Regions from separate parts of the Homo sapiens genome. Here regions 1, 2, 4 and 5 are each linked to region 3. The links are chromatin loops, found by intact Hi-C in ENCODE. Cell type or tissue: OCI-LY7. All regions are shown on one strand. Each heading gives the region's core, and the rest is flanking DNA. Links, peaks and the distances in the headings are about the cores only.

What was found. Hi-C counts contacts between places; a loop is a spot of excess contacts. Peaks named below come from ENCODE experiments on the same cell type or tissue, not always from the same donor. Only the 100,000 strongest peaks of a DNase experiment are listed, where the experiment ranks them.
Region 1: it touches region 3 in a loop (6-fold over the local background); 17 of 110 quality-filtered maps call a loop at or near these places.
Region 2: it touches region 3 in a loop (11-fold over the local background); 3 of 110 quality-filtered maps call a loop at or near these places.
Region 4: it touches region 3 in a loop (4-fold over the local background); 32 of 110 quality-filtered maps call a loop at or near these places.
Region 5: a loop joins it to region 3, with 6 times the contacts of the local background. A loop is called at or near these places in 3 of 110 quality-filtered maps.

What each region holds. Positions count from the first base shown.
Region 1 is chr22:19,112,779-19,119,148 of GRCh38, forward strand. All of the region lies in intron 1 of DGCR2 (DiGeorge syndrome critical region gene 2), which reads right to left. Among named protein-coding and RNA genes, the nearest start is that of DGCR2, 6.4 kb to the right of the region's middle. RefSeq lists an enhancer at 1,435-2,329. In OCI-LY7, for the core only: CTCF peaks have their summits at 3,066 and 3,270; DNase peaks (open chromatin) are centred at 3,073, 4,663 and 5,763; H3K4me3 peaks cover 758 bases; H3K27ac peaks cover 1,035 bases.
Region 2 is chr22:19,359,373-19,364,372 of GRCh38, forward strand. HIRA (histone cell cycle regulator) reads right to left here. Exons shown (of 25, transcript NM_003325.4): 16 at 2,355-2,559; 17 at 1,865-1,969; 18 at 1-112. Among named protein-coding and RNA genes, the nearest start is that of HIRA, 70 kb to the right of the region's middle. In OCI-LY7, for the core only: no CTCF peak of the experiment used is centred there; a DNase peak (open chromatin) is centred at 2,549; H3K27ac peaks cover 1,314 bases.
Region 3 is chr22:19,428,613-19,434,972 of GRCh38, forward strand. It overlaps HIRA (histone cell cycle regulator), which reads right to left and starts at 3,121. Exons shown (of 25, transcript NM_003325.4): 1 at 2,828-3,121. The coding sequence starts at 2,864. It overlaps MRPL40 (mitochondrial ribosomal protein L40), which reads left to right and starts at 3,933. Exons shown (of 4, transcript NM_003776.4): 1 at 3,933-3,995; 2 at 4,653-4,736; 3 at 6,124-6,282. The coding sequence starts at 3,943. RefSeq lists enhancers at 1,588-1,717, 1,958-2,027, 1,976-2,723 and silencers at 3,008-3,407, 3,698-4,007. In OCI-LY7, for the core only: a CTCF peak has its summit at 2,401 (motif pointing right); DNase peaks (open chromatin) are centred at 2,089, 2,659, 3,199 and 3,809; H3K4me3 peaks cover 4,040 bases; H3K27ac peaks cover 3,934 bases.
Region 4 is chr22:19,297,171-19,303,540 of GRCh38, forward strand. The region is part of intron 1 of LOC105372859 (a long non-coding RNA gene); the gene reads left to right. Among named protein-coding and RNA genes, the nearest start is that of CLTCL1, 8.6 kb to the left of the region's middle. RefSeq lists an enhancer at 1-387. In OCI-LY7, for the core only: CTCF peaks have their summits at 3,023 and 3,232; a DNase peak (open chromatin) is centred at 3,011.
Region 5 is chr22:19,616,335-19,622,704 of GRCh38, forward strand. No RefSeq gene overlaps it. Among named protein-coding and RNA genes, the nearest start is that of LINC00895, 53 kb to the left of the region's middle. RefSeq lists enhancers at 818-1,397, 1,398-1,976, 3,997-4,758 and a silencer at 3,352-3,646. In OCI-LY7, for the core only: no CTCF peak of the experiment used is centred there; DNase peaks (open chromatin) are centred at 3,167, 3,557 and 5,747; H3K4me3 peaks cover 1,729 bases; H3K27ac peaks cover 2,057 bases.

The sequences.
Region 1 (6,370 bases), core at 798-5,797, 320 kb before region 3:
AGAGAAGAGAATTAATCCAAGTAGCTTTTGAACCCAAGAACCTTGAGTATACACCATCAATCTGAAAACACAAAGAGCTAAAAAAAATTAAATTAAATTAAATTCTACTTAATAGGTCTGCTGTTACTAGTGGTGCGAATGCAGTACTTCTGAAACTATTCTGGGTGCAGTGTAAGACTAAGCAAATGAGTAAACCTACTGATGCTGTTGGGAGCCAGGGTTCTCACTGTAGAAAAAGAGAGAAACAAACATGCAACAGAGAAAGCAAGCAAGAACCTGGAACGCTGGATTAGAACTAAAGAAACAGTATGGGCCAGGCACAGTGGCTCACGGCTGTAATACCAGCACTTTGGGAGGTGGAGGTAGGCAGATCATGAGGTCAAGAGATCGAGACCATCCTGGCCAACATGGTGAAACCCCATCTTTACTAAAAATACAAAAATTAGCCAGGTGTGGTGGCGCATGCCTGTAGTTCCAGCTACTTGGGAGGCTGAGGCAGAAGAATCGCTTGAACCCGGGAGGCGGAGGTTGCAGTGAGCCGAGATCACCCCACTGCACTCCAGCCTGGCAACAGAGCGAGACTCCGTCTCAAAAAAATAAAAATAAAAAAAAAAAAATAACAGTATGAACTTACACAGGCACAGACACATGCACGTATGCACACACCTCTTGGGCTAGACTGAAAAGATGGAGTCGCAGCATACTCTAGTAGCTAGCAATAAACACATCTACCACCAAAATCCTGCTTTCTAAATACCATCTCCCACCAAAAGGAACCAGCGCTCTGTGGGAAAATGCCCCATTCCAGTGTGGGGCAGGTAAGGTACAAGATGTGCCTGGTAAAAAGGAATTTCAAGTTGATGGAAACATGTCAGAAGGCGACACGCTCCCATCCTGAAAAGGCCAGGTGAAGGGGTTTCCACTTGCCAAGTCAACCTACTGTTATGTAGGTTTGAAATATTTCCAAAGTAAAAAGATTTCTAAAAAAGAATGAGTTAGGCCAGGCACAGTGGCTCATGCCTGTAATCTCAGCACTTTGGGAGGCCAAGGCAGACGGATCACCTGAGGTTGGGAGTTTGAGACCAGCCCAGCCAACATGGCAAAATCCCATCTCTACTAAAAATACAAAAATTAGCCGGGCATGGTGGCAGACGCCTGTCATCCCAGCTACTTGGGAGGTTGAGGCAGCATAATCACTTGAACCCAGGAAGTGGAGGTTGCAGTGAGCTGAGATTGCACCACTGCACTCCAGCCTGGGCAACAAAAGCAAGATTCCATTTGAGGAAAAAAAAAAAAAAAAAAAAAAAGAACGAGTTAAGACAATCTTGCCCCGACCCATTCCCACCTTTCCTCTCCATCTTTTGTTACCAAAGGAAAAAAAAAAAAAAGAATGAAGTTATATATGCACTGATCTACAAAGATCTCAAAATAAGTTAAATACAAAAATTAAATAAAAAATATAATTCCATTTATGTAAAATATTCTATGTATGAATGTTAGCAAATGTGAAGAAATATCAACTTTATTTTTTCTAGATTGTCCAGACAAGATCTTCTACACCCTTGGGCTCTCTCCATGCCCCATGGCTTACCATGCTGGTCTAGCAGGCATCCTTCGCAAATAGGGTAGATGGGGAAATCCGAAGAGCTGCTCCCACTGTCAGGAGTGGCCAAGAAACCTCCAAGAACTGCAGCAAAGGCCTGCCATGGCCCCCAACAAGCCTCTAACTCTTCCAGGTCCTCTTATTCTAAGACCATAGACAGAGTTCTGTAGGTAAACTAATCTACCTGGAGGCCCTAAGAAGCAGCCAGTGGCACCGGAGAGACCTCTGCATCAGCAGACCTAGTTTCAATGGAGCATCTGGCCCGGTCCTGTGGTCAGTCTCCTGCTGATCATCCCTGTGTTGACCTTCTGGGTCCCTCTGCTGTGACTCCTGCCCCTCATCCAGTGCCCTGGCCAGCCACAAACAATCCTCTCCACAACTATGAACTCCTAAGGAAGGTTTCCCAGAAAATGAGACTTCCCAGGCAAGGAAGAGGGCAGGGTCTACCTGGGGGACCCTTAGTCCACCATACCCACCAGAATACTGTCCTCAGTACTGTCCTGTCCAACAGTAGCAGCCAACAGCTGAAGGATGACAGACTAACCAAGGAAGACAAGCTAACCAAACTGATAGCTGTCTGCCATTTTGCCAGAGGTCAGCCAGAAGTCAGCCTACAGGGAGGGACCTGTAGGGGACAAGGGCACTAAGAACAATGACCAGCTCAGAGTGACTGAAGCAACAGCTACCGCAGGCAGAGGAGGAGGAGAAGGCCAAGAGGCAAGCATGTGCAGCCCATGCAGCCCATGCACCCAGCCAGCTCTTGACCAGAAACAAGCCCTGCACTGTGCAAACAACCCAGGGAAGGTCCAGCCACATCCTCACACAGGGCAGTCCAGTTCTCAAAGCCAGGTGCCAGCAAGTCCATCAGAGAGGCAGCTCCCTCAGCACCGGCTTGCTGGGGTCCCTCCCTCTGGGAGCCCCTCAACCCTCCACCCCAGGCTGGGCAGCTGGTGAGCTTCAGTGAGGATCCACATTAATGAGAAGCCACACTTGCTCTCACCTCTCAGCTCAGCTCCCATCACAGAAGCAAGCTCCTACCAGGGTGGGGCCCAGGCCAGCTGGCTCCACAGCCATGTCCCCTACCCCCGGATCCCATCCTCCCAAGGCATTTTTGCAGGACTGCCACAAGGCTCTCATCCTCCTCGCCACCCCCACCAGAGGCAGCTGCAAGGCCTGCTGGCTAAAGTAGCTGTTGCTCTTTATGTCAAAATATAAATAGGCATTTGTGCATTTGTTCAATAACTGATTTCTGAGTGCCCAGTCTGTGCCTGACCAGGCCCAGGTGACAGAGCATGAATGTGACAAAGAGCAAAACGTGTATGAACAATCCCAGCCCTGTCCAAAGCACCATGGCTGTTTCGGGGGCTCTCAGCAAGTCATACGCAGTCCCTCTGATCCCATCATAACAGCAAAGAGCACTCTCTGTGTGGCAGACACTCCTCAGAGCCACTGTACTCTGCCACCTCCTGAGGGAGCTCTCTCCCGACCAATAAGCCCTGTGCACAAACCACCTCACATTTCACATTTCAGTTCAGGGTTCCTGAACTCTATCTGTGATTAACACTAACATTTTGCCTGATGAAGAGTTTGCTTTATGTCAGACACTTTTTAGAATTTTATACTTACCCATTTTAATCCTCACAACATCTCTATAAAGCTCTGTTACGATGTCCATGTTCCAAATGAGGAAACTGAAGAGTGAGCAGTAGAACAGATTGAGCCTAGGCAGTGTGGCTCTAGAGCCCATGCTCTTAAGCCACCATACCCAACTGCCTGCCATGGGCCAGGATGAGAAGGCTTGATCTAATCCCAGCTGCTACTTTTACAGACAGCTCATTTGAGGCAAAACCAGACCTGAGCTTCCCCATCTCCCAGGAGGATGCCCAGAAGGTCCAGGGCATCTGGGTCCACAGGCTATTCACCCTCCAACCTAGACTTGCCCTGCCAAGCCCGCCATGTCCACACTGACAGGACACACAGCTTGGAATGGCAGGATGAGATGGACTGGCTTTGACTAAACTTCCCAGGACAACTGGTAAATCATGTCAGAAACACAAATACAGGTGTTACACAGCTATCACATAATAACCATACCCAAGCCCATGCATCACTCTGCTCAATGAACTGTTGGCCCAAAACTGGTCTCTCGGGATTACCGAGCCCACTCTGCAGACTGGCAGTGAAAGAAAGGAAAGAGGACGGTCATCAAAACCTCAGCACCCAAACATAACAGCACATAAGAGAAAATCTAATAGCATACCAAGGAAAAGACATCTAATCAGTCAAGAGCTATCTACGGGGTCCTTAAATGTTGTCACTGATGCATTCCACTTAGAGTCAAGAAACTACTAAATGCCAATCGGGTCGTCCTTATGCCAACAACCAAGAGAGGCAGAGGAACTCCCTGCCTGTCAAAGGCTCAGGTCCAGCAGGAGAGAGTCAATAACTAGATCACCTGCCATCAGTGTTGAGAGGATGCATGCACTACTAGATCACCTGTCATCACTGCTGAGAGGACATGCACACAACCGGATCACCTGCCACTACTGCTAAGAGGAAACATGCATAATGAGATCACCTCCCATCACCTCCCATCACTGCTAAGAGGACACCTGCACAACCAGATCACCTCCCACCATGGCTAAGAGGACACGTGCACAGCTAGATCACCTGCCCTTACTGCTAAGAGGACACACACAGATCACTCACCTCCCATTACTGCTAAGAGGATCTGTGCGTAACAAGATTACCTGCCGTCACTGCTAGAAGGACACCTGCACAAACAAATCACCGGCCACCGCTGCTAAGAGGATATAATCACTCAGTACTCTGGGAAGTGGGAAGGAAGGGGTGGGGAAAGTGCCCACAAGCTAGCTTGGGAAGTGGAGCAGCGAAGGCGCAGCCTAACACAGCACAAATCTTCCACAACAGCAGTCTTCATTCCTAAACCCAGAACCGCCAACTAAAACAATAACCCTGACATGCAGTGATGCCAGCTTGCCTCCACCTGGGCCAACCTGGGCTTTAACTACAGGGCTTCCTGCACCCATGAGACCTTCCCACGTGACACAGGGCTTGGCACATAGCAGGTGTTAGTGAGAACGATGGGGTGGGGTTAAGTGGGAGCAGCCTCTACTCTCTGCAATGGTTAACATGTACAAGGATAAACGGCCATGGCGCATACAACTTATTCTCAAATGGTTCAGAAAAAAGCAATGTGTGTGAGTACACAGATATGCACATACACATGGAAGATGAGGGATAAGGCAAATAAGGTAAAATGCCAACAGTAGGGAAGCCTCAGCAAAGGATATGCAGGTGTTCTCTGCACTCACTTTACTCTTGCAACTTTTCCGGGAGTTTGAAATTATTTCCAAATAAAAGTTTTCTTTTTGTCAAGAAAAAAAAGGAAAATTCATTAGCTAGTGAAGGTAGAAAGTATATTACATCACTTTCCAACTAAAAAAAATGAACCTGTTAACCCAAAAGCCAAATCTACCAGTGGACAAACTCTACAAAGTGTCACAGTACTGGCTACAGAGGAAAGCACTCCAAACTCAGGAGGATTTGGCAAGGCTAGGTGCAAGCTCACCTCTCCAGCTACTTCTGAACCTCGGTCACTTTTCCTTGTGATGAAAATATGCACTCTCTCCCTATGCACCAAACCCCTGTGCTACTTCACATGAAAGAAAACTCTGGACTCCAGCCGGGGAGAGGTGGCTCACACCTGCAATCCCGTAACTTTGGGAGGCCAAAGCAGGTGGATCACTTGAGCCCAGGAGTTTGAGACCAGCCTACATGGCCAACATGGTGAAACCCCGTCTCTACTAAAAATACAAAATTATCCCAGCATGGTGGCGTGCGCCGTAATCAAAGTTACTCTGGAGGCTGACACAGGAGAATTACTTGAACCCAGGAGGTGGAGGTTACAGTGAGCTGAGATCCCGCAACTGCACTCCAGCCTGGGTGACAGACAGAAACTCCATCGCAAACAAAAAAAAAAAAAAAAAAAAAAAACAACTCTGGACTCCAGAGCCAAGGTGCTGTGTTCACTTCTCAGCTCCCTGAGATGTGATCAGCTCAGCACAGCTGCCTACTGAAAGCAAAAGAGAAAGAACCCTGAGCTAGCAGCCAGCTCCACCTGGGTCTGAACCCACGCTCTGCTGCTCACCAGCTGTGTGACCTTAGACAAGTCACTTGCCTCTCCCAGCTAGCTGTACCAACAATAGAAGGAAGACGACCTTCTAGTCCTCTACCTTACCAAGGGGCCTAGCTGAGCACAGGCCCTGTACAGGACCAACAACCAGCAGGAAGGGACCAGGGTGCACCAGCATTCAGAAGGCAATTTTTTCTCAGCTATGTATGGTGGGTTCAACCTGGATAGAGCTGTGGCTCATGATATAATTTTGTTTCACAATTAAAGCTAGAAAGAAAAACAGTTTTAGAATCAGCAGTCGATGCTGCCTTCTCTACACAGATGGAGAAAGGGCCAATGAGACAGTATCACAATCAGTGGTCCCCAAATCCCCCCACCATCTCGCTGTCAGTTACCTCAGCAGTAGTCTCCAACCGTTCTTCCTCATCACACCCCCAGTGATCATAACACACATCATCAGTGGTCACATGGCCAAACACAGAAGGGATTTGGCAGAGGGTGAGTGGTTCTGTCCCTCAGACTGGAGTATCCACATGGAAAAAGATTCTGCACCCTCACCTAGAGGACCCTGGGACCTAACAGGGGACAGAGGCAGTCTGTGGCTCCACCTG
Region 2 (5,000 bases), core at 1-5,000, 69 kb before region 3:
CCGTCTCCCACTCCTTCCCTTCCCGGTTGCACTTCAGGCGGCTCAGCTTCACGCCCCCCACCACTGTCACTTCATTCTCCACCTCAATGTACATGGAAGGATCGGAGCTGACCTGGATGAAGTAAACACACGGGTCTGCTCAGACAAGGGCCGCAGCCCAGGTGACATGCTCCAAGGCTCTGTAGCCTGGGGCCCCAAGGCAGCAGCAGGATACAGAGGCAGACTGGCTGGCCAAGAGAGGAGAGGGAGGGCAGGTAGGGCAAAGGGGCTGAGCGGGAGGCCCAGAGGGCCAGACATGTGGCCCCCAAGGCAGGGAGAATGCTGGGAGCTGGTTTCTACCCTGTCATTTGTGTAGTTGAACAGCCAGAGAAGAGAAGCAGTGCCAGGGTTAAAGACCCCAAAGTCTCCCAACCCTGCCACTTCATCTCACAAGGGAGTAACGTGCCCAAAAGCACACTGCAAAGGACCGAGCTGGGAGTGAGACTTGGGTTTCTAGCCTCCTACTTGAAGAATCTTCAAAGATGGCAGTGTTTGGCAAGATTAGAGACCATGTCAGTGCTTGGAGGGAATGTTTAGAAAACCCCCAAAGGGGCTCTCCAGTTCCTGTGGTGGTGAGACTTGGTCTGCTCAACTGAGACTAAACTGGCAGGGGTGTTTATGGCACAGCATGTATGAAAAGCACCTAATTCAGTGTCTGGCACCAAATGGGCTCAGCCACACGCGTGTGTGGGGAGCTGACCAACAGATTTTCCCTGTGGTAAAATAGGCAGAACCACCAAACAGTCTGTGCTTGTGTGGCCACTCAAGTGGGTGAGCTGGGCCGAGGGCTGACTGCCCCCTTCACAGACCCAGAAATGACAGTCCCAAGCAGTGCTTGGAGGGCAAGATGCCTAGGGGAAGGGCTGGAGGAGTTTGGGAGAGTTCTGTGCTGAGAAGCAGGGCACCCAGGAGGGAACCTAAGTCAGAACACCTCTGAGTGCAAGAGCACGTCTGAACGCTGCTGACCACTGGAGGGCCCCTGCCTCCGTTCACACCAGCAATAAGAACAAACCCTATGGGTTCCTACCCTTTGGCTTCCCTGCTTCATTCCTCTGCACTGTGGCCCAGAAGGACCTATGGTAGGAAGGGCTGACGCCTGCTCTCTGGTGCCCTGTGAGGACCAACCTGGGCTCAGAGCAGTGTGTAGCCAGTGGGAAGTGACCCGCAAGCAGGGTCCAAGAAGGCTGCTCGAGGACACGCACCTGAGCTGAGGTACAAGGGTATGCAGAGAGGCAGCAGTGTGTGTGACGGCACCATGGCAGGAGAGGCCTAGATACTATGCTGGGCCAAGTGACCAGGAGGGCTCTGGGTATAAAGGATTATTTACTCCAGAATTGTGTTTTGGATAACCACATGCTTACAAGCTTCCATTCCAAGAGCTCAAACAACTCTGATGATTGACTGTGCCAGACACTGAGAAGACAAAGCTAGCAGGATGGTTGGGAGATAGATTATGACCACACATTCCCACAGACACCAAGCCTGAGGCTGCCCAGGGCTGTGTGTGGAGGTGGAGGTGGCTTCCAGCCAGGACACCTGAGAGGAGTCCTGAAGAGCACCAGAACATGTGGTGGTAATGGCAGCCCCAGCAGCTGGAATCCCAAGGGCAAAGCCAGACAGAGGCTATGGGTGAGTGAGAGTGGAGGCTGGCAATTTCGCTAAGAGTTGGTGGGTACCCCGATCTGCTATGACTTCTCCCAGAAGGTGATGGAGAGCCACTGGAAACCAATCTCCAAGGAAGTGACAAGATAGGATTTGTATGCAGTAGGGGACAGAGAATGTCTGGGTGTGCCTGAGGGAGAACTGGCAGGGTCCTAGAACTTACCTGGAGGGTGAATGCTCTCTGGGGGCTTGGAATTGGCAGCTTCAGTGCAAGTGCTGGTGCAGACAGACACATGGCCTCCTTCTCTGCGGTTAGGGCAGCTGGAGACTGGAAGAGCCAGAAACGTTCCTGAGCCTTGCTCTAACACTACGGGGTAGCATTTGGTAAAGGCAGGTCACCCAGAAGTGAGGCTGAGCCTGCGACCAGAGCATTTCCACCCTGGGAGGGAGGAAGCAGAGGGGAATGCTACAAGGATCCTAACCTCATGGACAAGCCAGTTGATGCCAGGGAACCTGCTCAAGGGCCCTGGGTGAGTCAAGGGCACATCTGAGGGAGAGCGTGGCCTCCATGCTACATTCCAGGGGCTGCATGTCTAAGCCAGCTGGTTCCCAAGGTGACCCACCCAGCTGAGGCTTACCATGCACACAGGGCCTTCAAGCTCTAAGTACAGAAAGGTGGGCTAAAGAAGGCAGGATGGGCCCACTGGCCTCACCTGGACAGACAGAGACACAGGCATGAGACGAGAGTCCTTCCGAGGCCGCCCTTTCTTCTTCTTCTCTACTGTCTCTACCTCAAGCTCAAGTTTTCGCTTGGACAGTGAGGAAGCCTTAGCCAAAGGGACTTTCTCATCGCTGTCACTGCTGCTCTCCAGGAGGTCTCGGGGCCTCAGCTCTTTCACAAGGTTCTGCTCTTTTAACCTGCACAAAAACATTACATCACACTTCCCTTCAGAAACCATTCATGCAAGAAAGAGTGAAGTGAAATATTTAAAGTGCTTAAACAAACCTCTTGCCAACCTAGAATTCTGTGTCCAGTGAAATTATGCCTCAAAAGTAAAGGAGAAATAATGACTTTGTCAGACAAAAATAAACAAAGAGACACCGGAATCTGTTGCCAGAAGACCTGCCTTGCAAGAAATGTTAAAAGTCTTTCAGAGAGAAGATAAATGATGCAGGCCAGAAACTCACATCTGCATGAAGAAAGGAAGAGTGATGTTAGAGAAAAAAAACAATGAACATAAAATAGAATCTTTTGTATTTCATATTCCCAACTGATCTGAGAGACAACTTTCTGTTCAAACAAATAACAGCCACCATGTCTTGAATTACTATAGTTTATGAATGAGTGAAATAAGTGGTACCAATGTCATAGGGCATGGAAGGAAAGAGTGGGGAACTCTTTCTACTACCCATGAAGTGGTATAATATTATTTGAAAGTAGAGTTAGGTTATAAATGTTTATTGTAAACTCTAGAGCAATCACTAAAAAAAATTTTTTAAAGCATAATTAATAATGCTGAGAGGAGAGAAAATTTATTTTTATTTTATTATCATTTTTTTTTTGGAGATGGATTTTCACTCTTCTCGCCCAGCCTGGAATGCAATGGTGTGATCTTGGCTCACTGCAACATCCACCTACTGGGGTCAAGTGATTCTCCTGCCTCAGTCTCCCAAGTAGCTGGGATTACAGGTGTGTGCCACCACGCCTGGTTAATTTTTGTATTATTAGTAGAGACAGGGTTTCATCATGTTGGCCAGGCCAGTCTTGAACTCCTGACCTCAGGTGACCTACCCGCCTCAGCCTCCCAAAGTGTTGGGATTATGGTCGTGAGCCACCATGCCTGGCTGAGAAAACTGAATCATATAAAATACTCAGCTAAAACCAGAGAAGGCAGAAAAAGAAGATAAAAAGAAGTGAAGATTAAAAAAAAAGAATAAGGCCGGGCACGGTGGCTCACGCCTGTAATCCCAGCACTTTGGGAGGCTGAGGTGGGTGAATCACCTGAGGTCAGGAGATTGAGACCGTCCTGGCCAACACGGTGAAACCCTGTCTCTACTAAAATACAAAAAATTAGCCGGGTGTGGTGGCGTGTGCCTGTAGTCCCAGCTACTCGGCAGGCTGAGGCAGGGCAATTGCTTGAACCCAGGAGGCAGAGGTTGCAGGGAGTCAAGATCGTGCCACTGCACTCCAGCCTGGTGACAAAGTGAGATTCCGTCTCAAAAAAAAAAACAAAAAAAACAAAAAAAAGAAATGGGTTTATGTTTTTAAAAATTTAATTTTAACTACAAAAGACAAAGACAGATTAATAGTAGGTGGACACAGTGGCTCATGCCTGTAGTCCCAGCTACTTGGTAGGCTGAGGCAGGAGGACTGCTCGAGCCCAGAGGCTTGAGAGCAGCCTGGGCAAAATAATGAGACCCCATCTCTAAGAACAAAAAATAAGTAAATAAATAAATACAAGAAAAGGGGTGATTCTAACTATATGACAACCTGGAACAGGCAAAACCATGGAGACAATAAAAAGATCAGTGGTTTCCAGGGGTTGGGGAAAGGAAGGTAACTATATGAAGCACAGAATTTTTAAGGCATTGAAACTATTCTGGCTGGGTGTGGTGGCTCTTTCCTGTAATTCCTACACTTTGGGAGGCCAAGGTGGGCAGATCACTTGAGGTCAGGAGTTTGAGACTGGCCTGGCCAACATGGTGAGACCCCATCTCTACTAAAAATACAAAAATTAGCCACGTGTGGTGGCATACACATGTAATCCCAGCTACCTGGGAGGCTGAGGTAGGAGAATTGCTTGAACCTGGGAGGCGGAGGTTGCAGTGAGCCGAGATGCGACTGTGCCACCGCACTCCAGCCTGGGCAATAGAGCGAGACTCTGTCTCGAAAAAACCCAAAAAACTATTCTGTAAGATATATAATGATGAATATATGTCATTATACATTGGTTAAACCCGTAAAACGTACAACATCAAGAGTAGACCCAAATGTAAACTTTGGGTGACGGTGTGCCCCACTCTGGTGGGGGATGCTGAAAGTGGGGGATGCTATGGGTATGTTGGGGAGGCGGGCATGTGGGAACTCTTTGTATTTCCTGTTCAATTTAGCTGTGAACCTAAACTGCTCTAACAAATAAAGTCTATTAAAAAAAAAAAGCGAGGACTGGAGAAAGACATGCCATGATAACACTAATCAAAAAAAGGTGGTGTAGTTACGTAAGCAAAGCAGGCATCAGAGACAGTAAAGTTATCAAGGATAAAGAGGGACATTACACAGTGATAAAGATGAAGGAGTCAATTCTTCAAGAAGACAGAACAATTCTGAATAAGTACACAGGCATACCTTGTGTTATTGT
Region 3 (6,360 bases), core at 1-5,000:
CTGTCTGCTACTTCCCCCTTTAGACTCTCGAAAAACAGAAAAAGTATGTTCATGCTGGGTGCAGTGGCTCACGCCTGTAGTCCCAGCTACTCAGGATGCTGAGGCAGGAAGATCCCTTGAGCCCAGGTATTTGAGTCTAGCCTGGGCAACACTGCAAGATCCCATTTCTATTAAAAAAAAAAGTTATGTTTGTGCTTCACAAAATTGGAGACATGAATATAGAACAAGGAAGCCAGAAAGTGCAATGATGGCTTTACAAAAGCAAGCACAATTTTACTGGCCACTACCCACCCCTCAGGCTTCCGGCTGAGCAGCCCCTGCTCCCAGCAGCCACCAATACTCCTACAGTATTTAAAGGCCTGCTCGGTAGTGATTCAGACCAGCATCATCTCCTCCAGGGCAGTGGTAATTTACCTCTTGACAGTCCTTCTGAACATTCCATGAGATTTTAAAAGAAAGGAAATTTAACAAAGAACAAGTTTAAAAGAAGTTAAATCCCATCCTGCCAGAGTTGCCATATCTTTTTTTTTTTTTTTTTTTTTTTTTGAGATGGAGTCTCACTGTCATCAGGCTGGAGTGCAGTGGCGCGATCTCGGCTCACTGCAACCTCTACCTCCCGGGCTCAAGCGATTCTCCTGTCTCAGCCTCCCGAGTAGTTGGGACTACAGGTGCGTACCACCACGCCCAGCTAATTTTTGTATTTTTAGTAGAGACGGGGTTTCACCATGTTGGCCAGGATGGTCTCGATCTCTTGACCTCGTGATCCACCTGCCTCAGCCTCCCAAAGTGCTGGGATTACAGGCATGTGCCACCGTGCCCAGCCTCTTTTTATTATTACTTATTATCTCAGATTTCTAAAGCACTTAACAGTTTGGGGAGCATTTTTATATCTACGCTCCCAACTGAGTATCACAAGCATACTATGAAGTGGTTAGAGTAGATATTATCATGCTCCATTCTAGGGCTGTAGAGAGGCCCTCAGCAATAAGGGCCACTGTTGTGCTTGCTCTGCCAGGCTGATGCACTTGGCTGCTGATCTGAGTGTAGTCTCTTATTCATTTGTACCTAGTTCGTCACTTAAGCATCTTGACTTACTTATGTTTACATAGCATAAAACTTTTGGCCTACAAAGGAGCTTATCAAAAAGGAACAAGTTATATGACAGTAGAAGAGAGGCTGGAGAAGGGTAGGCTATTCACAAAAACTGATTTAGGTAAAGCATTTTAAAATAAAAATTCTATCAGACCTTCACACAGTAAACTAGTTCATAATAACATTTTTCCTTTCCTAATCACAAGCATCATAATTCATAATTACAATATTTGTCCAGTTCTCCAGGGAAAGATCTGCACAGTACACATCAGGAAATGCTCTTGGAGATCAACAGGAGAAATGAAACTAAAACTCAAGGCTTCGGCTTTCATGCACAGTAAACCTAACTTCATCTTGATAAATTATGAAAACCTCAGCTTTCTTACCTGTTTTAGCCAATATTTATCACATACCCATCATGTGGAAGAGGTTGTTCAATGCAGTAGGGCATACAGAAGGGACTGAGGCAGTCCCTACCCTGGGGGCATATGGAAAGTACCCTCACACCTTCCATGCCAGGCAAAACACACAGACAGTGATACAGCACATCTACCGGGGTAACTCAGGATGAACAGTTTCAAAAGAAACACGTGAACCTAGTCCCTGAAAAATGGGAAAGATGTCACACAAGATGGAAGGAGAGAGAGGTGGCAGGAGGAGAACACACACATGATCAGTTCAGTTTAGTTGTGGTAGTAGAGAGCATCCTGGGACCAAATTCAAAACGAAAAAGCCACATGTTAAAATATCTATTCTCGCTCCTAAAGAAAACGGTAGCACCCTGTAGTCGCACTGCAAAGTAGAAATGAGGAACAAGACAGCATCAGGGTGACCCTTTGCCTGTCAACAGTCAGACAGGCCAGAATCAGGCCCTGGGCTGGAGGAGTCTCCCTGGGTTGATTTCTGTGCTACAGTGCTGTCAGCAGAGTGGGGTGGGGGAGGGGGAGGCGCGCTTTTTTCATCTACCCGGGGAGCAAACACCAACTCCTGCAGCAGTTCTGCCAACAAGGCAGAACTATGACGAAACTGATTACCACTAGCCTCTCTGTATCAGAGTCAAGATATGGGGTGGATGAGTCCGTTCCCCAAGGGTGTGCTTTGGAGCCACTGCCACAGAGCTAAGAAGCCCCTCTGCTAGAACACACCTGTGCCCTATCTGCCCAACCCTAGTTCACCCTGATGTCCCAGCTCAGCATTAATCGTGGATCCTTCGCGGGGGCCCGGGGCCCCCAAACCCTCCTATTTAGGGACCACAATTCCCCAACTGGGGGCACTGTCCCCAGATCCAGAGGGGCAGTAACAGTCCCTCTTGCAGATTTCGGATCTTCATCCTGCCACTGAAAGGCCACAAGGGGGATTTCATCCCGGTTTCACCTTCAGGACCGTCTGAGCACTTCTCGGGCGATGCAGACCAGTGGAAGGCACTGGCTGGCACCAAGGCCCGCTCCTGGGAGCCAGGCCGCGGCCCCTCCAAGGACCACAGGTGGGCAGCGGAAGACTCAGAGCAAGAGCCAGGGGCGAAGATGGCCCTCGCTGCGGTCAACCCGGAGCACGTGCTGGGGCTCACCAGCCTCTCCGCGCTGAGGACAAAGTCCGCTCCCGCCGGCTTCTTGGCTTGGGCACCGGGTACCGGGCGTCAGGGGCGAGACAGGCAGGACTTGCGCGCGCCCCGACTCGACTCCAGACCCCGACCCGACTCCGGGCTCGGCCTCCCGCGACCCCTGCGCGCACTCACCATTGTGGTTGACCCAGGTCGGCTTCAGGAGCTTCATTGTTCGGCCGCCGCCGCCGCCGGGCTGAGGCGAGCGCCGGGTCCCTCAGCGCGCCCGGGCCATGGAGCCACCGCCGCCGCTTCCTCCCGCGCCACCCGCCCTCCGGCCGCCGCCCGCCCCGCGCCCTCAGGGCCGCCGCGCCATCGCCGGCCCGCGCCCCCCTCCGCCGCCACAGCCGCCACCCGCGCTCGGCCGCCGCCGCCGCCACCACAGCCGCATCCCCTGCGCCGCTCCTCCTCAGGCGGCTCCCGGGCAACGCCGGAAGTCACGGCGCGCACCTGCCAAATCGCCCCGGCGGGAAACCGCTCCCCACGCGGACTGGGCCGCCCCGGCTCCTCCGCTGGCAGGGGCTTCGGGTCGGGCCCGGGCGCGGGCGCCCCAGAAAGGGCGGTTCGCCTGGACGGCGGACAGCGAGCGGGGCCTGCAGTTGCAACCCGGGCCGCCCGCAGAGGCAGGCGGGGCCCAGGTGGCGTGGACCGCCCGTCACCAGCTCTGCCTCGCCAGTCTGAGTCCGACTTATTAACTAGCTTCCGTCATTCATCAACACGCGCTATTGGGCATCTTGCGAGCGCCGGGCTCCGCGCCGGCGCCGGAATGCGATCCGGGCTTCGGACTCGAACGAATGCGGGGGACGAGCCAACCCTGGTGGGGGAGGCTGGGGCGGACGCGTTTATTAGAAGATCGGGGCCGTTTGCCTAGACATGAACATTTGGACTCGGAGGAGCAGAGGGACGCCCCCTCGGCCGCTCCGGCTGCACTGCGGAGCCGAGGCCCGCGCGAGGGCGCAGACCGACCAACCGGCTAGGGCCTGACTGGCTAGACTGTGCCCGCTGCAGAGGCGCGCTCCCAGCACAGGGCGGGGACGGAAGGGAGGACCCCGAGCCGCGTGAAACGCAAGGCCCTCGTGTGTGCGCAGCTGACACCCTAGGCGGGGCTGCGTCGGGGGCGGGGACAGGCGCGTCCCAGCCCACGCAGCCGGAACGCCTGAGCGCTGGGCGCCTGGTCTGCCGGACCTCAGCAGGGGGCACCGCGGGCCGGACTGTGGAGGGGCGCACGCCCGGAAGCGGCGAGGGTAGCCATGACGGCCTCCGTGCTGCGAAGTATCTCGCTAGCCCTGCGCCCGACTAGCGGGTGAGTGCGGACGCTGGCCGGATAGCGGAGTGCCCAGGGCGCGTGCGGGGTCTTCGCGACTGTCCGCCAGGACTCGCCTGTGCTCCCTGCTCGCCTCCCAGTCCACGAATATCTCAGGGATGAGCCATCTGGTCGTGACTCTTATGCATGAAAATCTGAGCACCCTGGCGAGCAGCGGTCCTGCTTAAGTCCTCTGTGGTCTGAACGAAAGATTTTGAAAAACCTTCCACGTTGACCTTGCTGTCATATCAAGTAGTTAGAAGTGCCCCGGGTTTGGGAGCATTGCAATTTTTTATTTTCCTGTGAAGTGGGAGAGAATCAGATATTTATTTATTTATTTGAGACAGAGTCTCGCTCTGTCGCCCAGGCTGGAGTGCAGTGGCGCGATTTCGGCTCACTGCAACCTCTGCCTCCCGGGTTCAAGCAGTTCTGCCCCGGCCTCCCGAGTAGCTCGGATTACAGGCGCCCAACACCACGCCCGGCTAATTTTTGTATTTTTAGTAGAGACGGGGTTTCACCATGTTGGCCAGGCTGGTCTTGAACTCCTGACCTCGCGATCCACCCGCCTCGGCCTCCCAAAGTGCTGGGATTACAGACGTGAGCAACCGCGCCTAGCCTGGAGAAGCAGATATTTATACATACTCTTGTATCTTTCAGGCTTCTGGGAACTTGGCAGACGCAGCTTAGAGAGACTCACCAGCGAGCGTCATTGTTGTCTTTCTGGGAACTCATTCCCATGAGGTAAAACTCAATCGAGGGCCTGACCTCTGGGGGTAAAGGTGTCAGTCTATGTGTAGAGAACAAAGCAAGAATGCTGGATGTGTGGTTTGCAAAATTAACAGCCTACAAAGTTTCTCAGTTAAATTTAGGCCGATGCTTTTCTGTTTTTCCAACATTTTCCAAACCATAGATTGTTGTTTGTAATTTTTAAAATTTGAGCAGTTTCTCAAGAAGTAAGTATTCTCCTTGAAGGGATTCTTGTGTGTTTTAAAGGACACAGCTTAAGTTTCTGTTTCTCCATGACCCTTCCTCTTCCCTGCCCATTCGGAGGCCCTGGAGAGTGTGGGGAAGATGCAAGTATTAAAGGTATTTCCATCTGGCACTCTCGACTCTTTGTAGATACTTGATTCAGTCAATCTTGATAGTAAAGGATTTGATTTTTCTTTTTTTTTTGAGATGGAGTCTCACTGTGTCACCCAGGCTGGAGTGCAGTGGTGTGACCTCGGATCACTGCAACCTTCGCCTCCTGGGTTAAACTAATTCTCCTGCCTCAGCCTCCCAAGTAGCTGGGATTACAGGCGCCCACTACCACGCCCGGCTAATTTTTGTGTTTTTAGTAGAGACGGGGTTTCACCATGTTGGATGTTGGTCAGGCTGGTCTCGAACTCCTGATCTCAGGTGATCCACCCACCTCAGCACCCAAAGTGCTGGGATTACAGGCCTGAGCCACCGCACCCAGTCCACAAATCAATTTTAATAGTAATAAGCTTCTAATCTAACAGTTTGGTATTTTCACTTTTGAGTGTAATCCCAAGGCACACCTGAATCCCAGCAATAAAGAGGAACACTTCCCGATTTTATACCCTGATGCCTCTTGTTGCTTTTGTACTTTTTTTTTTTTTTTTTTTTTTTTGAGACAGAGTCTCGCTCTGTTACCCAAGCTGGAGTGCAGTGGCGCGATCTTGTCCTACTGCAACCTCCGCCTCCCAGGCTCAAGTGATTCTCCTGCCTCAGCTTCCCGAGAAGCTGGGATTACAGGTGCGCACCACCACACCCAGCTAATTTTTGTATTTTTAGTAGAGACAGGGTTTCGCCATGTTGACCAGGCTGGTCTCGAACTCCTGACCTTGGGCAATCTGCCCGCCTTTGCCTCCCAAAGTGCTGGGATTACAGGCCTGAGCCACTGCACCCGGCTGCTTTTGTACTATTTCTTGTAATTGATGGCACCTACACAGTTCTCACAAGTACTGTGGGGTGGAGTACCTCCTCACCACGCTGAGCTCATGAGTTAGTCATGCACAGCTCCTTCCCCCAGTGGAGAGGTCAGTATGGGGTACTTACCATCTTGTCTCTCAGTAGGTTCATGAGACCAAAGAGGAAAATGTTTAATATTTGCTTTATCTATTAGATCAGAACCTCTTCGAAAAAAGAAGAAGGTAGATCCTAAAAAAGACCAAGAAGCAAAGGAGCGCTTGAAAAGGAAGATCCGAAAACTGGAAAAGGCTACTCAAGAGCTAATTCCTATTGAAGATTTTATTACCCCTCTAAAGTTCTTGGATAAAGCAAGGTAAGGATCCTTCTCTAGGGATGAAGTCCTCAGGACAAAGGAGTAATATCAACTTCAGGTAGTTGTGTCTGTAGTTCA
Region 4 (6,370 bases), core at 616-5,615, 130 kb before region 3:
TGTCAACATTAGGCTGGGCGTGGTGACTAACGCCTATAATCCCAGCACTCTGGGAGGCCAAGGTGGGCAGATCACTTGAGGTCAGGAGTTCGAGACCAGCCTGGCCAACATGGCGAAACCCCATCTGTGCTAAAACCCCGTCTCTACTAAAAATACAAAAATTACCTGGGCATGGTGGCGCATGCCTGTAGCCCCAGCTACTCAGGAGGCTGAGGCAGGAGAATTGCTTGAACCCGGGAGGCGGAGGTTGCAGTGAGCTGAGATGGCACTACTTCACTCCAGCCTGGGCAACACAGAGTGAGACTCTGTCTCAAAAAAGAAAAGGGAAGGGAAAGGAAGGGAGAAAGGAAGGGAGGGAGGGAAGAAGGGAAAGGAAAGGAAGAAGAGAAGAAGGGAATGGAAGGGAAAATAAAGAAAATAATGACATTGGCAGACAAACAAGATCTGAGAAAATTTGTTACCAAAAGATCTAAACTAAAGGAAATACTAATGGGTTTTTATCAGGTCAAAATAAAATGTTCTCAAGTGGAAGCTCAGAGATATAGAATGGATAAAATTCAACAAAAAGTATATATTGGTAAATCTAAATGAAAGTTAACTGCATGACACAAAAATAATAAAGCCTTCTGGGATTAAAAATATGTCAGAATTTAGGCCGGGCGCGGTGGCTCAGGCCTGTAATCCCAGCACTTTGGGAGGCCGAGGCCGGTGGATCACGAGGTCAGGAGATCGAGACCATCCTGGCTAACATGGTGAAACCCCGTCTCTACTAAAAATACAAAAAATTAGCCGGGCGTGGTGGCAGGCGCCTGTAGTCCCAGCTACTCGGGAGGCTGAGGCAGGAGAATGGCGTGAACCCCAGAGGCAGAGCTTGCAGTGAGCCAAGATCGTGCCACTGCACTTTAGTCTGGGCAACAGAGTGAAACTCTGTCTCAAAAAAAAAAAAAAAGTCAGAATTTAAATATATAAAATCTATAGTAAGTCAGAACTGGGGTAATCCAGGCATCATCTGAGAAAGGGGTATAAAAAAGGTTAGATTTGTAGTTGATTGAATAATTGGTCCCAAGTCTTAAGGCCTTGTAAGAGTTCTATTCCTCTGCACTCTTGCCATGGCTTTGTAGTGGATTGAGGGTGCTTCTTCACCCCTTGGTTCCAGGTTTCACCCTGTGCCTTGCTTCAGCTCATTGGATGTTAGAAGTGTGATATGAGCAGAAATTTAACTGTCCCACATTGTTTGGATTGCACTCTTGCACTTCTGTTGTGTCCGTGAGTACAATTTGTCCCCCCTAGCCATTGCCTTTTGAGCTTGGAGCTCAGGATGGCATGTATAAAGTAGATCTCAGCCCAGTCTGCATCTTGGATGCAAGATTAGCTAAGATTGGCCAAACTCCAACTGAACCACTGACCTGTGAGTGAGAAAAAATAAGTAAATGAGATTATAAACTACAGAGATGTTGAGGTTGTTTGTTATGTGAAAATAAGAAATTCAAAATCAAAGTGGTTGGAACTTTAAATTATTTTGAACCTTAAAGAAATGTGGTTATGAGGCCCAAGTCATACAACAGGCAGCTGTAACCTAGGCAGCTGTAACCTTTGTTCCTCTAATTATGGATTAGCTTTTTCTTTACCTACATTGTTTTATAAAATGTTGTAAAAGACTAAAGGATGCCAGAGAAGACCCTTTCTCTCTTAACTGTTGATCTTCATTATAGATTAGCTTCCTTCTTTCTTCTCTTACACAATGACCTCACAACTATCACATTGTCTAAAATAAAATGTTAAATATTCTCTTATACTCCTTTAAATTGGGAAAGAAAACAAGCTATAACTAATAAAGTTGCAGTAACTCATAAACTACCCTTGTATGAAAAATGTAATTCTGTTAAATTTCTTTGTTTGCTGCCTATATAAGTAAGACCATAACCTTTCAGCTTGGGATCACTGACCCCATTCCTTTGGGGTCTGTATTTCCGGATATTCATCCTCAACTTTGTGCTTGCATAAACTCTTAAACTGGATTCTGATGCTTTAAATTATTTCAGGTTGACATACTAGTGACCCAGATGGGACCTGAAGTTAGCTTCTGCCACTGACTCCTGCTGTTTTGCTAACAGATAGGTGGTACCAGTACAGACTGTTGCTGGAGTTTATGGGAGCCCTAAGTGAGACCCCTCTTGCATTTTGAATCTCCCTGGCTTAGATGAGATTCGTATATTGTTCAAATGACCTGATTCCATACTCAATGGGGCTGGAATTAAAGTTCTACTTTAAATCTTTAAGGTAGGAGTTTCATTTCTTATCTCTCGAGAGATTCTGTTGTTTGCAGGTTTACGGTTTCATTCTTTTTTAAGGTTAAGGTTTTGTTTGCCTTACTTGCTAAAGTTTGCAACCTTTTCTCTCATGCAAAATCTGGTTAAAGGAAAAGCAGTTTCCCTTTAATAAGATATGAATTTCTGTGGCTTAAGCAAAATTGTGACCTTAAACTAGCCAGGTTTTGAAGCTCAGTTCAATTTGGCACATTTAAATTCTTTTTTTGAGTGACCAAAAATTTATAAAAGACCTTTATTGGCTGGGCACAGTGGCTCACTCCTGTAATCTTAGCACTTTGGGAGGCCGACGCTGGAGGATCACTTGAGACCAGGAGTTCGAGACCAGCATGGGCAACATAGTGAGACCCTGTCTCTGCAAAAAAATAAAATAAATAAAAATAAAAAAAAAATAATTAATTAAAAAAAAATCTTTATGAGAATGTGATAAGTCCTGAAGGCAACGTACACTGTTCATCCTGACCAAAAGGCACCTTAGGTGACTGAGGTCTTGTAGGAGTGCCAGAGATTATCACTTGTGATGAGAAATGGTCACACAGGGGATCCCCAAAGAAGAACATACAGGGAAATTTGCTTAAATTCAGTAAATATATATAAGGTACTGATGTCCCAGTGCCTTAAGCTCCCAGAATTTCTGGGTTTCACTGAGACACATAAGAGGAAAGAACTGATCCAAGGGTAACACACGGGGGAGCTATTCCCATAAATAATACATTTGATCCAAAACATCTTTCCCTTTCACTTAAGAGGAGAATACAAATTATAGGCGATCAGCTATCTAAAATAGAGTCCTCCTTGTGGAGAGGTCCATCTTTAGAGACTCCAGCTGGATACCTGTACAGTACTTACGGTTTTACTTCTTGTCATTATTTAGAAAAATTGTCTCTTGAAGAACTCACGAAGAACCAAAATTGCAATGGCCAAAGTAGGGTACTTTGAAATGCCTAAACTAAATTATTTGTGTGCTCAATTAGAAAAATCCGGTTCTGGCCGGGCACCGTGGCTCACGCCTGTAATCCCAGCACTTTGGGAGGCCGAGGCGGGCGGATCACCTGAGGTCAGGAGTTCGGGACCAGCATAACCAACATGCAGAAACCCCATCTCTACTAAAAATAAAAAAAAATTAGCCGGGTGCGGTGGCACATGCCTTTATTCCCAGCTACTCAGGAGGCTGAGGCAGGAGAATCGCTTGAACCCAGGAGGCGGAGCTTGCGGTGAGCTGAGATTAGGCGTCATTGCACTCCAGCCTGGGCAACAACAGCGAAACTCCGTCTCAAAAAAAAGAAAATAAAAAAGAAAAAGAAAAATCGGGTTCTAGGATAAAATAGAATAATTGGGAGATTTATTTTTAGAGGTATTTAGAAGCATCCAGAAGAGGTTCTGATAAAGTTACTTCACTGCAGGAGGAAAATAAAAGATTGCCTAAAGGCTGGGCACGGTGGCTCACGCCTGTAATCCCAGCACTTTGGGAGGCCGAGGCAGGCGGATCACAAGGTCAGGAGATCAAGACCATCCTGGCTAACACGGTGAAACCCCCATCTCTACTAAAAAAATACAAAAAAAAAAAAAAAAAAATTAGCTGGACGTGGTGGCAGGCGCCTGTAGTCCCAGCTACTCGGGAGGCTGAGGCAGGAGAATGGCGTGAACATCGGAGGAGGAGCTTGCAGTGAGCCGAGATCGCACCACTGCACTCCAGCCTGGGCGACAGAGCAAGACTCCATCTCAAAAAAAAAAACCAAACAAACAAAAGGTAGTCAACTGGCATAAAATATAACCATATATACAAAATCCAGAGTCAGTTATGTTATACTTTGAAAGATGTAAAAAGACTTTTAGACAATATTCAGGCTTATGTGAGGTGAGTGATGCTAATCATAAAAATGATACTTTCCTGGGCTGGGTGCCGTGGCTCACACCTGTAATGCCAGCACTTTGGGAGGCCGAGGTGGGTGGATCACCTGAGGTCAGGAGTTCGAGACCAGCCTGACCAATATGGTAAAACCTCGTCTCTACTAAAAATACAAAAATTAGCCAGGCGTGGTGGCATGCACCTGTAATCCCAGCTACTTGGGAGGCTGAGGCAGAAGAATCACTTGAACCCAGGAGGTGGAGGTTGCAGTGAGCCAAGTTGCGCCATTGCCTCCACCCTAGGCGACAGAGGGAGACTCTATCTCAAAAAAAGAAAAAGAAAAGATACTTTCCTCAACTCCAACTTTATGAATGTTCTAGATAAAGAATTCACTCTAATAGTAAAGAGACAGTGCCTTAGTTGGGCCACTTCTCAAACCCATGATTTGATTAATCTTGCTGACGGGTCGTTGTGTACTTTAAAGAAGAAAAAGATAAAGAGGCCATACCAAAGAATAAAGTGAGTAAAGTTATGAATTTGCAACTAAAACAAGTATCCACCAAGTGTAGACAGTCAAAATACCCCAATAAACCTTTGAACAGGTCTAATCCTTCAATCTGTAATAACTACAATAAAACTGGCCACTTTCCAAAAAAGATTACTGAAAACTAAAACAGAAGGAATGACAACAGATGAAGGAGGAAAATACGGAATAGAGGTGCTCCAAGAAATTTAAAGGGAGCTTTCCTTTTCTGCTTACTAATATTCTGGGAAAAATAGAATTTATTTATTTATTTATTTATTTGAGAGGAGTCTTCGCTCTGTCTCCCAGGGAGTGCAGTGGTGTAATCTCGGGCTACTGCAACCTCCACTTCCTGGGTTCAAGCAATTCTACTGACTCAGCCTCCTGAGTAGCTGGGATTACAAGCATGTGCCACCATGTCCAGCTAATTTTTGTATTTTTCGTAGAGGTGGGTTTTCACCATGTTGGTCAGGCTGATCTCAAACTCATGGCCTCATGATCGGTTTGCCTTAGCCTCTCAAAGTGCTGTGATTACAGGTGTGAGCCACCATGCCCGGCCTCAATAGAAATTATTTTAAGTAAAGAACAATACCAAGTCCTTGTTGATACTGAGCAACATTATCTGTAATAAATCTAACCTTATCACAAAGTCGGGGTAAACATTTCTGAGGGTAAACACTCGGTCTAAATGGTAGGTGTCACAAATACTTCCATATCAGCACACAAGTCTCACCCTGCAACTTCTCAACTAGGTATCTTACAAGGGAATCATGTTTTCCTTTTGGTTCCATCAGCCCCCATCCATCTGATAGGAAGAGACTTCTTAAAACTATATAATGCCTATATTTCTTTCTCCCAGAAGTGGGAAATATATTTAGAATTAGATGGTATGGATGACACAACAGAATTAACAGACACAAGCAAAAAATTTTTAAAAATTTAATCCAGTTACTATCCATCTCACCATTGAGGACACTGAATTATTAAGCAATGAAGAATTAGAAAACCTACTAAAGGTAGTACTTGATTGATTGTGGTCAAAGTCCTTCACTGATACAGAAACTATTGTTTCAGCTACTTCAATAACATCTCATAATATTCATCAAAACCCCTTCCAAATATCAGATACTATCCCACGATAACCTTAGGAGGGGTAAAACCTATGATTTCAGATTATATAAAAAGAGGACTGATCAGGCTGGGCACGGTGGCTCACACCTGTAATCCCAGCACTTTGGGAGGCTGAGGCAGGCAGTTAGTCTGAGGTCAGGAGTTTGAGACCAGCCTGGCCAATGTGGCAAAACCCCATCTCTACTAAAAATACAAAAAAAAAAAAAATTAGCCAGGTGTGGTGGCATACACCTGTAGTCCCAGCTACTTGGGAGGCTAAGGCAGGAGAATCACTTGAACCCGGGATGCAGAGATTGCAGTGAGCCAAGATTGCGCCACTGCACTCCAGCCTAGTGACAGAGTGAGACTCCACCTAAAAAAAAAAGAAAAAAGAAAGAAAAAGAAAGAAAGAAAAAAAAGGACTGATCATTCTCTATACAAGCCCTCATAATACACCAATTCCCCGTTAAGAAAACCAAATGGTAGAGGATGGAGACTTGTACAGAATTTGATAGCAATAAACGACATAATTCCACAGCATCCGGTAGTGCCTAATCCTCA
Region 5 (6,370 bases), core at 825-5,824, 190 kb after region 3:
CAGCAAACTACAGAAGAAACAGGATATACCAGGCCCCTGCTTGGATAGCCAATGACTGCTTGTCGGCCTTCCCCTTCCCTCTCTTCTTGCCACGCCCCGCACCCCCACCCTCCCCACCCTTAGTTGCCTTCACCTGAACCAAAGAAATTCAGTCTAAGACGAAAGCTTACTAGTCTTCAAAATAGCTCGCTTTGTCTGTTCTTTTCAGCCTGCCCAGCTACTTAGGTCACAAGTCAAAAACTTGGAGAACCCCTGAGCTAACTAGGATTGCAATGCATTGTGGGCTGCAACAAAATGCAGCAAGATAACTGTAAAAAAAAAAAAAAAAAAACACCTACAGGCCCTACCTAACAATCAGAACAATCAGTAGGCGATGTCCGGGAAGGTTGTAGCCCCATAGTACTCACTTTATGAGGAACTGGGGGAGGGACCTGCACACTAGGGGATACATTGCCTATTGAAACTGTGCTGGCTGTGCCTGCCTATCAGGCAAGATCGTCATTAAAAGTCTCACTTTGGCTGTTCTCTGGGTCTCTGAGTCCATTCTTTGGGTTTGGATGAGTGAGTTTGTTTCTCACATCCAGGCTGGAGTACTGTGGCGCGATCTCAACTCACTGCAATCTCTGCCTCCCGGGTTCAAGCGTTTCTCCAGCTTCAGGCTCCCTGGTAGCTGGGATTACAGGCGCGCACCACCACGCTCAGCTAATTTTTGTATTTTTGGTAGAAATGGGTTTTCACCATGTTGGCCAGGCTGTTCTCGAACTCCTGACCTCAGGTGATCCACCCTCTTCGGCCTTCCAAAGTGCTGGGATTACAGGCGTGAGCCACCGTGCCCAGCCAAGAGTTCTTTCTATGTTGTGGCTGTTGATCCTCGTCAGATGTATGATTTGCCAATATTTTTTCTCATTCTGTCAGTTGCCATTACTCTGTTGACTGAGTCCTCTGATGAGCAGAAGTGTTAAGGTTTGATGTAGTCCCTGCGGTCTGGCTTTTGTTAAAAACGTGTTGGCAGGGGGAGGGAGGGGGTCAGAACCCTGCAGGAGGTTCTATTACTTCTGGTGATGCATTGCTGAGCTGGGGCGTTCTGTGATCAAATTTCACTGGCTTTTCTTGATTTCTTTCCAGCCTGAAACTCAGGTGTGGAGTTTATGAAAGTTCTTCATGCAAAAGTGAGTGTTGTCCCTGAGATTGCTAAAGCCGATGCCCTCACCTGAAGGAAAGGGAGCATAGCGTAGGAACGCTGGTTCCTGGATGTCTTTCTTTGGGGCCTATGTCATGGGGGGCAGAGTCAGGTTCTAATGTTGATTCTAAAAGAGAAGACCCCATTTGAGAGAGTAAGCATTGCTGGTTTGCTAAAAGTAAGAAAAGTTTCTACTCGTTAGAGAGACTGTCTCCTGCGGTTGCCTGGCCGCCCTTTGCACAGCCCGCGAAGGGCACGTGGGAATCCTGCTCCATTCCAGGTCCCGGGCCAGTAGCTCCAGGCCGCGCCAGGGTCGGTGCAGAGCGGCATTTCCCGCCCCCACACACCTTGACAGGCCAGGTAACAAGAGAGGCCTTTCTAGAAAGTCCCTGGAAAAGGCTCTTTCCTCCCAAACCGGCAGATTATGCTTTGTATGTCTGTTGTGGCAAGAACCTTTTCTTGTTTTCTTTCTCAAAGTGACAAATTGATGGCAGGGCAGATAAATCGTATTTTCTTTCCTTCTTTCTTTCTTTCTTTCTTTCTTTCTCTCTCTCTTTCTTTTTTTTTCTTGGTGACAGGGCAGATAAATCATATTTTCTTTCTTTCTCTTTCTTTTTTATTTTTCTTTTTGAGATGGAGTCTCGCTCTGTCACCCAGGCTGGAGTGCAGTGGCACGATCCTGGCTCACTGCATCCTCCGCCTCCTGGGTTCAAGCGATTCTCCTGCCTCAGCCTCCTGAGTAGCTGGGATTACAGGCATGCACCACCACGCCCAGCTAATTTTTGTATTTTTAGTAGAGATGGGGTTTCACCATGTTGGGCAGGATGGTCTTGAACTCCTGACCTCAGGTGATCCACCCACCTCAGCCTCCCAAAGTGCTGGGATTACAGGCATGAGCCACCATGCCCAGCCTTTTTTTCTTTTCTTTTCTTAATAGACAGGGTCTCACTTTCAGTCACTCAGGCTGGGGTGCAGAGTTTCAATCCTAGCTCACTGCAGCTTTGACCTCCTAGGCTCAGCTGATCCTCCTGCCTCAGCCTCCCAAAGTGCTGGGATGACAGGTGTGAGCCATTGTTCCCAGCTAAATAGTGCTTTTTCTTCTCTCTAACATTGAAATATAGAAAGTATGAAAAAGCCACTCATGGTCAAGCGGCATGTCCCTGCAGAGCTGTCAGCCACACTGCCTCCCAGAATCCAGGTTGGGGGTTTCCGATGCTGTCTGTTCCATGTGACCTCACAGCCTCCTGAACCAACTGATGGCCCCAAATGTTTATCCCCATTCCAGATGGCACCTGGTGGTACCTGAAAGTGACCTCTGGGCTGCGAGGTGCGTGGTAATGTCCCTGTGGCCCATCTCTAGATCGTGAAGAGGGTGATGTGAATCATAGCACACTCCAGGACATCACAGGGCCCCAGCACAATTGTGTATGCTGTGACTCCGTCACCCAACTACTTCGAGTCTTCAAAGACATTGAATTGCCATTGTTCTAATACTTATTTGCCTTTGGTTCCCACTCCTTCCTCCCCGTGGTGGGAAGAAAGTTGGGGAATGTGCACCCAGAAGATGTCGGGGCTGGATCAAGCCCCTTTTCAGTCACTGTCATTCATAGTTGAGATGTGAACTCTGCAAAGGCAGTGAGTACAGAACATTCTTGTTTCCAGTGCAAATCCACTGTGACCAGGAAGCTGTGCCTAGGTCTCTGACTCCAGCCACCCATACCTCCTCTCCCTGTACCCAGAGCCCTGGATGAAAGCATGAGTCTGGGATGCTGGGAAGAGGGCAGACAATGACAGCTCCCAGGCGCTGTGGACCAGGCAGGCTCTGTGTTGGGCTTTCCTGGCAGACGATGCTGTAGTTAGTTAATCCTCTCGAGGACATGTGAGATGAGGGTATCATTACCTTAGAGATGGAGGATCTGAGCCTCCAGCAGATAAGCAGCTGCCCCGCTGCAGAGAACTGAAAATGAAGCTAAGCTTGTTGGCTTTTCCCCACCAGCTGCCTCCCACTTCCTCCACCTGCTCTGTCTCTGCAGAAAACATCAAGAATGCAAATCCAGCCCCTTGGCCAGCTCATTTGCACACACACTCACCTCAGGGGTCTCTGGGGGTGTCTTGGATGCAGACCTCCATCCCTCACACCCTCACACCTGTCCGTCCAAGGGTCAGGCCATGCTGGAGTGCCTGGGCTGGCCTGATGGAGATGCTGCACCAGCTGAGTCATGGCGGGAAAACAGCCGGGAATCACCCAATATCTATTCCTTCCTTCCTTTCCATTTTCTTTTACAACAGCAAAATGATGCCAAGATTTTTCTGTGCTTCCCCTGTTATAGGCTGATTTATGGCCTCCCTCCCAAGTTCCTATGTTGAACTCCTAACCACCCAGTCCCAACCCCATATGGCTGTATTTGGATAGATCTTTTTCTTTCTTTCTTTTTTGAGACGGAGTCTTGCTCTGTTGACCAGGCTGGAGTGCAGTGGTGCAATCTTAGCTCACTGCAACCTCTGCCACCTGGGTTCAAGAGATTCTTGTGCCTCAGCCTCCTAAGTAGCTGGGACTACAGGTGCGCACCACCACGCCTGGCTAATTTTTTGTATTTTTAGTAGAGACGGGATTTCACCAGGCTGGTCTTGAACTCCTGACCTCAAGTGATCTACCTGCCTCGGCCTCCCAAAGTGTTGGGATTACAGGCCTGAGCCACTGCACCTGGCTGAGAGAGGGTCTTTAAACAGGTAATTCATTCAAAATGAGGTCATGAGGGTGGGCCCTACTCTTGTATGACTGGTGTCCTATAAGAAAAGGAGACTAGGGCCTAGCAAGGTGGCTCCCAACAGTTTGGGAGGCCAAAGCAGGAGGATTGCTCAAGCCCAGATGTTCGAGACCAGCCTGAGCAACATGGTGAGACCCCCATCTCTACAAAAAATTTTAAAAATTAGCCAGGCATGGTGAGGTGCACCCGTAGTCCCAGCTACTTGGGAGCCTGGGAGGCTGAGGCAAGAGGATCGCTTGAGCACTAGGAATGTGGGGCTTCGGTGAGCCATGATTGTGCCACTGCACTCCAATCTGGGCAACACAGCAAGATCCTGTCTCTAAAACTAAATAAAGAAAGAAAAAGGAGAGGAGATTAGGACACAGGTATGCCCAGAGGGATGACCCTCTGAGGGCATGGCGAGAAGACGGCCATCGACAAGCCCGGGAGAAGGTCCCCGGAAGACATAACCCTGCCCACGCCTTGATCCCAGACTTCCGGCCCGCAGAATATAAGACAATAAAGGTCTGCGGTGAGGCCACCAGCCAGTGGCACTTTGTGATGGCAGCCCCGGGAGGCCAAAACAGCTGCCTGTTCCCCACGTCCCTCTCCCAGCAGAAGCGCATGGGCTGCTCTTGAGCCCCAGCTGCAGTCCATCACTGTCAGTGCTAATGCGAAGCTCCCCTAAGACTGACTTGACAATATTGGCGAGTGGGCTTGACCCACCAGCCTGCATCCGGTGCCGGTGAATGGGCACTTACGTTCCTTATTGAAACGCTACTTGTGGCCCTCTGCTTCCCGGAGCTCCTGGCAACAGCCCAACTTTATGTTCCAAATAGGAAAAGGCTGCTTGATTTAAAGACTCGGACTTCATTAGGCGTTACCTTGATTTATGGAAAAATAATACTGAATGGTTGCATAACAATGGCCCACTGCTCACCTACGTGTGGCCTGGGGTTAATAAAACCGGCACATTTGTCTCTCCCACGATGACGTCAACGTGTACCAGCCCTTCTCTTCCACATGGGAAACGTGTTATGTTGTTCCAATTGTACATTCACTTGGTGAAGGGTTGTGTTAAGTGATTCCAAAAATTGACTGTGTATATTTTCTCTAGGGAAGTTATTGTATATTATTTTAGCTGGGAACATCTCTCGCACACAATTACTAATCAGAAGTGAAAATCAGGATTTGTCCCCGGCCCACCTGGCGGATCTGATGCAGCGCCAGGGCAGCCCGTGAAGACGGGCGCTCTTCCTCCGTGACTCTGGGCCAGGCAGAAGGAGCCTTGGAGAGGCTGCAGGAGGAAGCCCGGCTTGAGGCCATTCCTGTTTTGTCTTGCTGGAATTCAAAGATATTTGTTAATCCTTTCCCCCCACTTGAGTTGAGAAGGCCTGGAATGAGGTTTCACAAGCTGTGCCCTGTAGAGCTCCTGGGGAAACTGGCTCGAAAGAATGACTTCTCGAGAGGGAAACTAATATTTGCTTATTTTCCCCCCACTAACTTCCCAAGGGAAGGCTAATCTTTAGAAACACAGAAACTTTGGAGGCCAATAAAATTGAGAGCAAGAGAAGCGAGATTGTTTCATTGTTGCCACCATGAAGGAGAGTTTGTTTTTACTGGATTTCTTTTTCCCTTCAGGAAGGCTCTGGTAAGAGTCCTGATAGATTATTCTCGCACCCCTGGTTCTGGCTTTCCCCCCATTGTTTCAATTGCCCTTTTAATCACCACGATCTCAGTCAAGGTCAAGGCTGCTGTTTCATGTACCCGTGCCCCGCCTGCCCTCCTCTGCCGCGGATTCCCATGGGGATGTGTGTGGCTGCATGACCACCCTTCCGTGTCACCAATCACACCGAGCAGCCCTGAAGCCAGCGTGGGGTGTCGGCAGGGTGGTGGCACTCGGCATTTCCCAGCCTCTTCTTGGATGCCTGGGGTCCTCTCTGCAGGGTTTGGTGAGGCCCTGCTGGGGTGAGAGCCCTTGGCAGCCCCAACTGTGTCTGATCACAGGCGAAGCATTTATGAGGCAGCTGGGTCCCATAACAGAAACAGGGAAACCAGAGGCAGAAGTGACATTACGAAGTGGCTTACGGCGCTGCTAAGTCAGGGTTGGGGTAGCAAAGCGTCATATAGGGAACTGAAATGCTTTTCAGCGCACAATAGCAGTGAACTGGATGGGAATCTTCGGGCCGAGAGAAGTCCAGGCAGAGGCGTTAAAAAGTTTAGGCAAGGAAAAGGAGTGAAGGGCTGGACCTGGTGGGGTGGGGTCCCATTCCCAGGAGAGTCGGCCCTGCCCCAGCAGCTTCCAGCTGGAGCCTTCAAGGACCTGGAGGGGGCAGGACCAACCCCTCCACCCTCCCTGCCCTTCACCCTCAAGTTCACCTGCAGGGCTGTCTTCTTGCTTACTAAGGCCTGGGAGAGTTTAATTCCAAAGCAGAGGATGATG